Linked DNA regions of Homo sapiens: all the other regions are linked to region 1. The links are chromatin contacts, found by Hi-C or POLR2A ChIA-PET in ENCODE. All regions are on one chromosome and are shown on one strand. The core of a region is the stretch at or near the end of the contact, and the rest is flanking DNA. Distances in the headings are between cores, read along the strand shown.

Region 1 (4,269 bases), core at 887-3,386:
AAGCCAAAATTGAAACAAAACCCTGGCCCAGTTGATCACTTGGAACCTTTCTGGCTTGTGAGGTCTGAGCCCTGAGCAGCACCAAGCTGCTCTGGTTCTGTAATCCTTAGAGGCGGTGGAGCCTCCTGGTTAAGAGTCAGAACCTGGGTGGAATCTTGGCTCTGCCACTCATTAAGCGCCATGACCTTAAGCACGTTGCCTAAAACTCTCTAGCCTGCTTCCTCTTCTACAAACTGCACACACCTACCCCACAGGGTCTCTGTAATGATTAAACAAATTAATAAACCTACAACACCTCGCCAGATCCACAGCAAGCACTTGTAAGTGTTAGCAGCTATCTTCTGTCACAACTTCTAACATGAGTCCACAAACATGGAATTCATCAACAAATGGCAGCTGAATAAACGAGGGAGTGAAGGAATGAATGACTGGAGTCCAAAATTCCATTAGTTGATTCTCTAAGTGAGCCCACTCAAAGCATTAATCCAAGGCTTCCTAAGCTCCAGTGTGTGCATCATCTGGGAACCTTGTTACAAGGCAGAATCAGATTCTGCAGGTCTGGGCTGGGGCTGGGCCTTGGCATTTCCAGGTTCCAAGGCGAGGCCATTGCTGCTGGACTGAGTAGCCGGGCCTTGGTTCATTGCCACTCATATTCATTAGCTTGTAGGCTTCCCACCTGCAGTTACCAAACCACTCAAGACCCTTGAAAATCTCTGTAGATTGGGCACTCTTTATCACCTACTGAGCTACCAAGCCCAGTGCACTTTTTTTTTTTTTTGACACGCGTCTCGCTCTGTCGCCCAGGCTGGAGTGCAATGGTGCGATCTCAGCTCACTGCAACCTCTGCCTCCTGGATTCAAGTGATTCTCCTGCCTCAGCCTCCCAAGTAGCTGGGATTACAGGTGTGTAGGATTACAGGTATGCACCACCACGCCTGGCTAATTTTGTATTTTTAGTAGTGATGGGGTTTCACCATGTTGGTCAGGCTGGTCTGGAACTTCTGACTTCAAGTGATCCATCCATCTCGGCCTCCCAAAGTGCTGGGATTACAGGTGTGAGACACCGCACCGCACCCGGCCCCCAGTGCACCCTTGGACTAGGTTCGTAAGAACGGACATGGGCATCCGTGTTAAACCCGAAGTTCATGTCTAGGCTCTACCATGCAATGACCGGCCAAGTCCCTGGTTTCTCTGGGGCTCAGCATCCTCACTTGTAAAGCAAGATCAGCAACACCCTCCCTGCCCAGCCCATAGAACTGCTCTGAGGATAAAAAGTGACAACAGATGGGACCATCCAGGGGCCAGAGGTCGTGATTAACTGGCAGGCTTTATTTCCAACTTCTCCTCTTCACCCTTTGAATTCATCCCGAGGGAAACTGACACACATTTTTTTTTTTTTTTTTTTTGCATAATGGCATGCAAGGGAAGAGGAGAGGAAGTCAGCCTGCTAAATTTAGCAGATGCTTACGCCCCCTCACCCAGGGCTCAGCCCACGCATTTCACCATGAGTAGGTGCCTTTCTATATTTAACTTCTGCCTGCACCTTCCCCTTGAGCTCTGACACCAAAAACCCCAGGAGGATGTGGTGAGGAGGGAAGGGAAGTTCACGAAATGAGCAGGGTTGACATCACATGAGGCCCCACCTGCACCTTCAGGTGTGCGTTCTTCAACCTTTCCCCTGTCCTTCTCTTGGAGCTTAAGACTCACCCAGCCAAAGTGTGACCAGAGATGCTACTGCCCTTTGGGACAACAGCACTCAGTGGTGGGCAAGGGACCATGAAAAGCCCAACAGAAGTCATGGCGAGGCAGGAGAGTGTCTAATGCTTCCCATAGGCACAGCACTAGGCCCATCTGCACAAGTGACCAAAGTGAATCCACACAAAAGCATCACACAGATGGTATCATACTCAGGCTGCCGATGAGCAAGTGGGGGCCCCAAGAGAGGGAGTTGTCCAAAGCCTGTGATGGGTGGAGGGTCCAAAGCCTGTGGTGGGTGGAGGATCCAGGCCTGTTCTCCAACATGACCCTGTCCATATCACATTTGTCTTCTCACTCCACCTTCTTTATAGAAGACTGCTGGGGAGGTGATGGGTTCAAGTCTTACCTATGTCATCACTCAGGGGTGTGACTTTGAGTTAGTCCCTCTCCTTCTCTGGTTCCTCACTGCACAACAAGTCCACTGGACTGCCTTTCTGTTTGATTTCCGAAAATCTTCTTGATGACATCAGAATCCAACGATCAGAGGAAGTGAGAATGAATCCGGATGACTGACTTTCAAAACCACAGGGTGACCTCTGTGCTGCACCTCCCTGGTCAGCACACATGGAGTCTGTGGCAGTCACCCACGGAGGCTCCGCAATAGCTCCTCACCCTTCTGGGGAGCCCTCACTGAATGCCTCTGTGCCAAGCAGCTCAGCAGGCTCTGGGTGGACTGAGATGAACCAGGGGCCTAGACCAGGGTCCACCTCCAAAGAGGGGAAAAAGACCAGGGAAGACTGCGGCTCTGACTGTGATGTGGTCAGCACGGCGATGGAGCTCCCATGGGGCACAGGGGCTGGTGCCTAACCCAGCCTAGGGGGCTGAGGGAAAGACCCAGTGGGAGGCAGACAAAATACATCCAACACTCCAGGCCAGCAGTTCTCAAAGTATGGTTCCTGAACCCGGAGCATCAGCGTCATCTGGGAACTTGTTAAAAATGCAAATCCCTGGGCCTGTCCCAGACCGACAGAACCAGCAGTCTGTGTTTGAACAAGCCCAGGCCCTCCAGGTGATTCTGAGGCACTCTCAGTTTGAGAACCCTTGGCTTAGGGCAGGCCTTAGAAGACAGCAAAACCTTGAACTCTGACCTCTCTGGGTTCTATTCAAAGCTTGGCTAGGAAAAGTAACAATTCAGGAAAGTGTTCTAAATAATCTGGCGTCCCTTCTCTCCGCTGGACAATCTCAGTGCTCACTTTACAAAGTGTTAGGCTCAGGGAAAGATCCACATCTGAGTCTGGCTACTAGCCTGGCTGCTGCTCCACTGGCTACATCGCTGGGCACTGCCTTTGGGTTTTATTGAGCGTGTTTACAACCACAGAAAGACTGTCTCTGAGTTGCTGTAAAGCGGTTGTATTCTATCAAGTTACACAAAACTCCTTCTGTAAAAACTCACGTGAGAACAGTGGCAGGTAACTTGGCAAAGACTTTCTAAAAATGACAAGACCCAGCATTGGTGGGAGTGTAGGGAAAAAGACACAGTCACACATTTCTGGTAAGTATGGAAATTGATACTGCCTTTCTGGAGAAATACCTGTCAAAAGTGTTTTTTTAATGTGCATCCCCTTGACCTAGCAATTCAATCTTAGAAATTAATCCTAAGGAAATAATCATGACTGTGTATGAGTAATTCACTCCAAGGATATTCATGTTAGCATTGTTTGTTTTAAAAATTGGAAGCAATGGGCCGGGCACGGTGGCTCACGCCTGTAATCCCAGCACTTTGGACTTTGGGAGGCCGAGGTAGGAGGATCACTTGAGGTCAGGAGTTCAAGACCAGCCTGGCCAACATGGTGAAATCCCGTCTCTACTAAAAATACAAAAATTATCCGGGTGTGGTGGCATGTGCCTGTAATCCCAACTACTTGGAAGGCTGAGGCAGGAGAATCACTTGAACTCGGGAGGCGGAGGTTGCAGTGAGCCGAGATCACGTCATCGCACTCCAGCCTGGGACACAGGAGAGAAACGCCGTCTCAAAAATAAATAAATAAATAAATAAATAAATAAATAAATAAAAATAGAAAACAATGGAAGCGTTTCTAATGAGGGGCTGTTTACTAGGTGGCCGTTCATTTTCATTCATTCAGGTATTTATTGAGCAGGCATCATGTGCCAGGCAGTGTATTAGACATTAGGCATACAGCAGCCGGTGAATGAATGAACAAAATCTCTGTCCTCTGGGAGGGGAGACAACCAGGGAACCAGTAAGCAAGTGCAATATCCGTTGTGGGTCAGCGGGTGGTGGGGGTAAGAGGAGAAGGCAGCAAAGGCAATGCTGGAGGTGAGTGCCGATGGAGACTAGAGGGAAGGTGAGGAAGTGAGTGAGCTCTGTGGACAGCTGAGGAAGACATTCTGGGCAGAGAGAACTGTCTTCCAGACAGAAGGAAACAGCAAAAGAGCAAGAGCACGCGGCATTCTGGGTGGGTCTGAGGAACAGCAAAGACACCATAGCGGCTGCCGCAGGGTGACCCAGCAAGGAGAGTGGGACCTGGCCATCAGGGTCGTGCAGGACCTT
Region 2 (4,269 bases), core at 667-3,166, 200 kb after region 1:
ATGAGTGAATGATCTGCCAAATCTTCCCGACATACTCTCTTGCTCTACATACTTTTATTGTTAAAAGAAACCAAGGAGGAAAATTGGGATAATGAGAGGAAGAAGGAAGGAGATGCAAGAGAGGGAGAAGGAGAAGAAGAGGACAAAGAAGAGGAATACCAATGAATTGCCACTAATAATAATGGTATTTGACTTTTGTTTGCACAAAAAAACAGGCATCAATCACAGTACCCAAGGCTGCAGCAGCCCTTTTTTCTGCTAACTCTTCAGAACCCAGAACATATTGGCCCTTACACTTAGTGCAAAGCTCAGTATTCCATTCTGGCCTTTGGGGAAACTGAGTTGTGTAACTGGTTCTCTACCCAGAGAGAAGACCCTCAGATGGCAGACCACCCGAGGTGACACATCTAAAAGGACTGCGCAGGGCCCACCCGCAAGGTTCCAGGACATGGAATAGAAGAGTGTGCACCAGGCATCCTATGCAGGGCATCAGCTCATCCTCAAATTCCCCAGGACAGATGCAGCGCTGGATGTGTGGAATATTTAAAGGTTCCCTTGCAGCTGAAGTACCTTGGCAAAACCTGTTTTTACTGACTCCAGATATACTGGCTTCTACTTCTGTTCCAGAGTCAGTGATAAACCCCCAAGAACTCATTAGTACTTTCTAGCATGCATAAAAGGACAGTAAGCCTTTGTTTTGCTGATTAGGGAGGCCACATACATTTTTAAAAACGGATTATTAAGAAATAAATGCCAACCTTTGCAGAAAAAAACACATTTCTCTCTGTCTCTCATTGAAAACCAAGGAGGCCTTCAGAGACTTCACCTTGGCACAGGCCAGGTGGTTTCACCCCACCCTGCGGGGTCTGGCTCCAACCTGGCAGCTGTTTGCAAGGACAGGCCAGTCGTCATCAAGGCCCTATGTCTCTGAGCAGGGGGTCATGGCCATTGTGAGTCAAAACCCACACAGAGAACACTGGCCTTTCTGATGCTGGCTGCACCACTGCCTTGCAGCTTTCTGCAGAGCCATTAAACCATGAACTTGGAAGTCAGTCAGGCCAGGGTCTGAACTCCAGCTCCTCTGCCTACAGGCTGTGGCCCAGGGCAGGTTGCTTCATCGCTCTTAGTCCGAGTCTCCTCATTTGTGAAATAGGGGTAATAATAGTATCTATCTATCTCTCAGCGTTGTGGTCAGGATTAAAGATAATGCACAGAAATGGTTCCACAAGCTTGGGACGTGAGTCACACTCGGTAAATGATATCCATTGTTATTATTCTTTAGGAACCATTTTCTCAGCTTCCAGGTTTTTTTTTTTTTTCTCTAGTGTTTCCACTGAGAAGATCAAAATTGAGGCTGGGGAGGCTGAATTGAAAATTATAACATCTAATTGTTAGGAGCATTTTCAATGTTCCATGCACTCTGTTGGTAGTATTTACATGTTTTATCTCAGTTAATCTTCACAACAACATATCAGCCAGGTACTACAATGAAACCCATTTTACAACAGGGAGATCCAAGGGTGAAAGAAATAAAGTAACTTATCTTGGGAAAGAGGTAAGGAAGGAAAGAAATTGCTTGGTAGACTGGGTAGGGGTGGGGTGGGAGCCGTTTTAGAAAAATTGTGATGGAAAAAAGAAAGGGAATATTAAGAAGTGTCTCTGTGGGTTATGAATTGGTTCCCTCCTATGTTCTTTCAGAGGCACAAGTGAAGACTGGAATTCTTTTTAATTAGTAGCTCCATCATTGTTATGAGACCACCTAAGTTTAGAGGGCATAGTTAAATAGGAGGAAAGTACTTTCACCAGAATTGCAAACTGTGTCCTACAACAGCACACAAAAAAAAACCCCTCATATTAAAACCAACCACAACAATGACCTCACCGTATTAAGTCCTGTGATGCATCCTGCCATGCAGGGCACATCCTGAAAGGGGAGAAGAGGCAACTAAGGCCTCCAGCTACTCAGCTACACTTAACCACAGTAATCCACCCCTAAGTTTCTCCTGGGGCACAGTTCCTTTTTGTTCTCTCATTTTTGTCCTTTCTTTAATAATGAACGTGTGACTCAGAGGTTTAATGAGTTACCCGGAGAAGTTAACCAGAAGGGAAGCCCATTGAGCAGAGGCATAATTAAAATTGTGAATGGACAGAGGAATACAATCATTGTGGGAGACAGGGAGCACAGGAATGACTCACGGGTTAGGTTGCTTAGAAAAGGGCCTCCGGGACTTAAGTTATTTCTGGGGAAGATCTGGAAATTGAAGGAAAAATCTGGAACTCTTCTACAGTCAAAAGATAGAGAGGCGAGCTGGGACCTCTCCTTTCACTCCTGAATGATTTAGGCTTGTAGCCGGGACTCACTTCCAGCGGAAGGTGAAGAACAGTGAAGGCTGAATTCCCCAGGGAGTCATTACCTCCTCTGGTGCTAACACCACAAGTGTCTAATGTCAACTACTTCTTGGTTTGGACGTTTCTTATAGCAAATTATAACAGTCAGGAGAAGGGAAAAAGCAACGACAGCATCATACTGGATTTTCACTCTTTAGCCCAAACTCAGAAATATTTTGCATCTGTTGAGGCCTGACAGGCAGAGAAACTAAGGAACATAAGCACACACTGGAGATGGGGCTGTTGTAGTTAACAGAAAGTCTGCATGCAAACTTGAGGCCCATTATCTGTTTCGTGTATGAAACGGTCCAGGGTGCTGTGAGTTCTTAGGAGAAATGGAGGCTGATCCTAAGCAAGAAAAACAATACTCCCTAGGTCAGGATCTCTGTAGAGCACCAGCCACAGAAAGCACTTTCCACCTAGGAATCTATTCCAAGAATTTCTGTAACTAAAGCCAGTTCAGATCAGCCATGCTAATGGAGCAGCAGTACAACTTCATCCCAAATATCACATGGTCTAAGTATTAGGATTTATTGTCTTATTTCCATGCTTGTGTTGATGCTTGAAGAGGGCCAAGATTACCCTCTCTTTCCTCCTGGAATACAGAGGCAATCACTTCAGCAATGTGGAGAAGCAGCGATGAAAATAAAAAGAGACAGGAGCCCAAGTTAGGTATGAAGTTTGAAATCCATTTTTAATTTTGTTTGAATATAAGCTTATATGGTTTTTGAACAGCGCTGGGAGCAAATTATTGAAGCTACAATATGAACCATGGAGGAGAAGGAGTTGGAAGGTGCTCTCACTTTCAGATCTTGCTCATTTAAATAAATCCTCCAAACTCCTTTGTCTATGCTCAGAGTGGACAAGAAGTGAATTGCTTGGGTGGTCTAAAAGACCTTAGGATGGGTGAGAAGGAGCCTAAAATTTTCTTTTAGTCAAAACTATATGTTTATTTTGTAAATATATGTATGCATATATTTGGAAGTGAAATTAATATATGAAATGAATTATATTAGCATGAAAGGGCTCAGTGATTTATTTTTCATCCTTACTCAATAGCACCAAGGCAGTAATTTATATTTTTACTATACTTTCTTAAAGTCTACCTCCCACTAATCTGTAAGCCACTATAAACAAAAGTTAAAAGAACTGTCCAGAGTCCCAAAAAAACTAAAAGTTTTGCCAGAATAATCTTTATACAAATAAAACTTCATTTTATCAAATAAAGTAGAATAAAATCCAAAACTGTTACTATACTCATCCTGATACAATTCCCCCAAAGTCATAATTCTCTAAGACACTGCTAAACAAGTAGGGGTTAGTTTCTCATCAATAGCTGTCAGTAAATAGAAAACTATTGAGCACAGCCCTAGTCTAACACAGTGGAGCTGAACCACTTGGGGTTAAGTCCTGGCTTCCACATAAATAGCTTAGGCAAGAAAATTAACCTTTCTGAGCCAATCATGCCCTTTATGCTCTATAAAAGCATCTGGGAGAACATCATCATGCAAGGACAAACTGGGCAGAAGAAAGAACGAGGAAAGTTCAACGTGCAGTGATCCCTACTGTCTAGATTGGACATGGAAAGAAAGCTCAGAACTCTAGTGGAGGAGGATGATTTCAGAAGGGCTTGTTCATGGTCCAGATCTATTCTTAGCTAAAGGATAAGATGAATACCTAAAAGGTTATAATGCAATCCAAAAATCCTTCTAGATTTAGCCAACTCTCAGTCTGAATCACTCCCTGAGTCAGGGTAGGACATGGCACCAGCTCCCGTCCTTGAACAATGCAGTTACCTGAGTCAGAGGCTATTTTGAAAAGCTAAAACTGATCTACATCTGGCATTTCAAGGGCAAGCCAATTCACCCACATGCAATCAAC
Region 3 (4,269 bases), core at 1,032-3,531, 130 kb before region 1:
TCTGAATAATACTTGTGGTGCACCCATAGCCATGGTGCAGCCTCTTCCTCCCACAGACCACGGCCTTGACCCCCTTCAGCCTCCTGGCCCCCAGTATGGGACAGAGCCCTGGAATCTGCATTTTAAAGAAACTCAAGGTAATTCTGTTATGGGAGGGTATGTGGACACACATGGAGAAATTCTGGCTCACAGGATAAAGTCTAAGCTTCCTCACCACCCCCAACTCATTGATGAAAACTTCGCCCTGCTTTCCAGCATTGGCCCCCTCTGTCTCCCAAGGGAGGGCCTGCAGCCGTGGCCAGACTGCTCTGTCCACTCCCCACCCTGAGCTCAGCAATGAGCCTGCTCTTCTTCTTCTTTTGTTTTGTTTTGTTTTTCGAGACAGGGTCTTGCTGTGTCCCTCAGGCTGCAGTGCAGTGGTATAATCACAGCTCACTGCAGCCTCCGTCTCCTGGGCTCAAGCCATCCACCCGCTTCAGTCTCAATATTTAGGACTACAGGAGTATGACCACCACATCTGGCTAAATTTTTTATTTTTCTAGTTTTTGAGATGAGGTCTCACTACCTTGCCCATTCTAGTCTCAAACTCTCCGGCTCAGGTGATCCTCCTGCCTCAGCCTCCCAAGTAGCTGGGATTACAGGCCTAAGCCCCCAGGCCTGGTCAGCCCTGCTCTTCTCTTATGACTTCCCCAACTTGGAAAGACTTCCTGACCTCCCTATCTCTGCAAGTCTCTTTCCCACCCTGCAACATCCAACTCAAATGCCTTCACCTTCCTCTATCAAGCTCAGAATCTCCACTTGACATCAGTTAGGGCCAAACACACAGACCATCATCATTTCCTGCCTGGATTGCTGGCTGGCTTTTGACTGGCTCATATCCTAGCTTTCTAAGCTGACTGTGAGCTCCCTGAGGCCAACCATCCATCTTGCAGATCCTTGGGTTCAATAACAAATGCTTACTGAGCACCTGCAGAAACCTATACAGCAGCACCCTGCTGGGTGTACAGAAGAGGAAGGCCGAATCCCTGCCTAGAGGGGAGCCCCTCTCATGGAGAGACAGATGGAACTTGCATATATGACCAGGGTAGAAATAAAGACAGGGTACCACAGAATCCCAGAGTAAAGGTCCTAATGCCATGGGGAAGGGGCACTCAGGGGGCAGGGAAGGAAAACTCAGAAAGAGGGAGCAGCACACGCAAAGGATTAAAGTGTGACATGTTCTGCACAAGAGCAGGGGTGGGGGAGGAAGAAGGATGGAGATAACGGGAACAGGCTGAACTGGGAATGCTGAGCTAAGGGTCTGGATTCATCCTGTAGGTCAAGGGTTGGCAAATCCAGCCGGCTGCCTGTTTTCGTACATAAAATTTTACTGGAACACAACCACGCCCATTTTTTACATATTATCTGTGGTTGCTTCCAGGCTGCAATGACAAAGTCAAGAGAGACTATATGCCCGGCAAAGCTTCAAATACTATCTGGCCATTCAGAGCAAAAGAATGCTCATTCCTGCCATAGACGCTGGAAGCTATGGGTGGATTTTAAGCAGCAGATAGCAGGGTCAGATTTGTGTTTCACGTTTCTATCACTCTCGGATCATGCTGGGATGTGCTGGAGCAGGCAAGCCAGGGGAAAGGGAAGGTGGCTGGGAGGCTGGTACAGTTTTCCAGGTAGGGGATGGAGATCAACAACAACATTGCTGTTTTTTATTAAGAGATTCATTAAGAGTTGCTATGTGCCCACACTGGGCTGTGCCCTTTACACATATTCATTTAATCTGCAGAGTAACTGCTGGATATAGCTAGAGTTGTTATCTCCATCCTACTGATGAGGCACAGAGAAGTGAAGTCATTTGCCCAAGGTCACGCAGCCAGTATGAGACAGAGCCCGGATGCAAACCCAGTGGTCCAAACCTGAGCTGGGGCCCTCAGTGCCAAGCTCCAGGGCTTCAGTGTCAAGCATGTTTTTGGCAACAGATCCCTTCGAGCCTCCCTGGGAATACACAGAACACAAATCCTCTAAAGGAGAAAATCTACCCCAGCCGAGTCAGGCAGGAAGTGGGAGGCAGCAGTGTGGCTATTTTGGAGAAGCGACACGAGAAACCACGAAACTTCCTACCTGTCCCGTTTTGCTCCCATCTGTCCTCAGAAACAAGGCTGCCCCTCTCCAAGATAAAAAGGTGTTTCTCCCCACACAGTGGCTCTGCCACTGGTGGTGGGAGAGAGAGCACTAAGCTTAGCACACACTTGCTATTTTTAAAGGGCTATATAAACAAACAGGGCTATGTAAATAAGAAAAAAATGAGGTCATCCTTTTAAAACCTAAAAATGTCCCTTTTCTATGGGGTGAGCAGCACAACCTCAGAAAGCACAGGGGTTTTTCTATCCCCTTGAGGCTTCTCTAGCCCATGGCCTCCAAAAACCACCAGGCCTGGCTCTCTTCCTTGCACCCACTGAGTGAAGGGCAGGTGGCCTGGGAGTCAGGACTCCTGGGTTTCATTCCTGGGTCTGTGGGCTTTGCCTCAAATGCCTAAGGCCAATGTGCAATCCCAGCCACCACCATCCAGGGAACCTGACATCCAACCCCACGCCGGTCTCTCACAAACACGGCCCATGCTCCAGGCCCTCCTCCTCCTGTGCCAGCCCTGGTTTGGCAAGCTGATTCTCCTGGCCCCTCGGGTATCCTTTTTCCTCCCCACTGCCTCACACCTTGACCTGTTGAATGGCCACAGAGGCTCTCTGCATGCCGATCAGAGTGACGTGTATGCTCCCCACCCCCACTTCTCTGCACACATGTTTACCTTGCTCCACGCTCTTCTGCACCTTTTCTTCAAAGGCGCGGGCCAGAGGTCATTAAAGCAGCCCCAGGAGCTGAGTTTGCTCATCAACAACTGCTAGGAGACTTCCCAAGCCTCAGCAGAAGCTCACATGGCCTCCCTGGGTTGCGAAGAGTACTATTTCCACTACTGACTGCACTCTCCACAGCATCACCTCAACTTCTCCCCTCCCCATCTCTCCTCCTTCCTCCTCTGCCTCCAACTCTCAGCATCCGTGGCCCCTCCATTATCCTCCAGTACAAAAATGAGAACCACCAATATTTGCTGAAGGGGTAGTCTCCAAATTGTGTTCCATGAAAGTGTTTCAGAGGCTCTCCAAATGTTCCACGAGCATGTTATTCTAAAAGTACAGTTTGACTCCTATTCTAACAGAAAACGAGCACGTACACACATTCAAACATGCTCTATAGCACATGGGAACACACTGAATATAGCCAACAAGTGCTGCCGGTTTAATTTGGTTTGTGCAGACCTCAGATGAAGGTCTGGGTAGATCTTGACCTTCACCGTTGAAATGTATCTTCAGTTAGGAAGAGTGGAGCTCTTCACTGGGTATCTTTGTGTTGTCATTTTTTAAATTCAGGACTCTATATGCGTACACAAAACCATACAAGCAAGTACACTCTGAAGCTTTCAATGACAAGACAATGTATTATGTGGATTATCATGAAAATATCATAAATGATTGTGGGGCTTCCTGTCTGACTTATGTGTGTAATAGGAAGGAATTCAAGCAGTTGTTGGATATTGTCACTGATGCAAACCAGAATTCCCTTCTACTCCTCCCCAAATGCCCAGATAATGTTGAACTGAAGACCATTCTGTGGCTTTAAGGCAAGCTGTTAACAATCTGTCACCATTCACATCATGTTATGGATGTTGATTTAGAATTCCTTGGCCAGGCGCGGTGGCTCACGCCTGTAATCCCAGCACTTTGGGAGGCCGAGGTGGATGGATCACAAGGTCAGGAGTTTGAGACCAGCCTGGCTGACATGGTGAAACCCCATCTCTAATAAAAATACAAAAATTAGCTGGTGTGGTGGCATGCGCCTGTAAGCCCAGCTATTTGGGAGGCTGAGGCAGGAAAATAGCTTGAACCTGGGAGGCAGAGATTGCAGTGAGCCAAGATCATGCCATTGCACTCCAGCCTGGCTGACAGAGCGAGATTCCAACTCAAAAAAAAAAAAAAAAAAAAAAAAAAAAAAGAATTCCTTAATACTTTGCAGTCAAGCCAAACGAAACAAGAAAGAAAAAGGAATATTAGATATTGCAGCTGATAAAGCAAGCAATACAATGATGATCTAGGGCAGAGGTCAGCAAACTTCTTCTGTAAAGGGCCAAATAGTAAGAACTTTAGATTTTGTGAAACAGACAGTCTCAAGCAGCCATAGATAATGCATTTAAAAAACGGTGTGGCTATGTTCCAATAAAACTTT

What was found. A loop is a pair of places that touch in the nucleus more often than their neighbours do. ChIA-PET counts read pairs that join two places held with the same protein, here RNA polymerase II (POLR2A). Pooled maps may share reads with other maps.
Region 2: a loop to region 1 is called in a map of GM12878, with 2.0 times the contacts of the local background. The contact joins two enhancer-like sites. A Hi-C loop is called at or near these places in 1 of 168 maps with a recorded cell type or tissue (GM12878), 9 of 37 single-sample maps with no recorded cell type and 5 of 50 pooled maps. POLR2A ChIA-PET finds 5 or more read pairs at or near these places in 1 of 52 experiments (activated naive CD8-positive, alpha-beta T cell).
Region 3: a map with no recorded cell type shows a loop between it and region 1 (7-fold over the local background). The contact joins two enhancer-like sites. A Hi-C loop is called at or near these places in 1 of 168 maps with a recorded cell type or tissue (thyroid gland), 14 of 37 single-sample maps with no recorded cell type and 7 of 50 pooled maps. POLR2A ChIA-PET finds 5 or more read pairs at or near these places in 3 of 52 experiments (B cell, WTC11 and activated CD4-positive, alpha-beta memory T cell).

The regions. Positions count from the first base shown.
Region 1 is chr1:41,749,940-41,754,208 of GRCh38, forward strand. All of the region lies in intron 1 of HIVEP3 (HIVEP zinc finger 3), which reads right to left. Among named protein-coding and RNA genes, the nearest start is that of HIVEP3, 170 kb to the right of the region's middle. RefSeq lists enhancers at 512-641, 1,912-2,071, 2,432-2,621. Within about 2 kb of position 2,137, at least 7 of the 41 ENCODE cell types and tissues checked have a DNase peak (open chromatin) inside an H3K27ac peak, as active enhancers do; they include B cell and GM12878, where a contact is called at or near this core.
Region 2 is chr1:41,953,660-41,957,928 of GRCh38, forward strand. It overlaps a transcript of HIVEP3 not described here. Among named protein-coding and RNA genes, the nearest start is that of HIVEP3, 37 kb to the left of the region's middle. Within about 2 kb of position 1,917, at least 9 of the 41 ENCODE cell types and tissues checked have a DNase peak (open chromatin) inside an H3K27ac peak, as active enhancers do; they include GM12878, where a contact is called at or near this core.
Region 3 is chr1:41,621,155-41,625,423 of GRCh38, forward strand. The region is part of intron 3 of HIVEP3 (HIVEP zinc finger 3); the gene reads right to left. The region is part of intron 1 of LOC128125817; the gene reads right to left. Among named protein-coding and RNA genes, the nearest start is that of EDN2, 140 kb to the left of the region's middle. RefSeq lists enhancers at 1,972-2,061, 2,222-2,391. Within about 2 kb of position 2,282, at least 3 of the 41 ENCODE cell types and tissues checked have a DNase peak (open chromatin) inside an H3K27ac peak, as active enhancers do; they include B cell, where a contact is called at or near this core.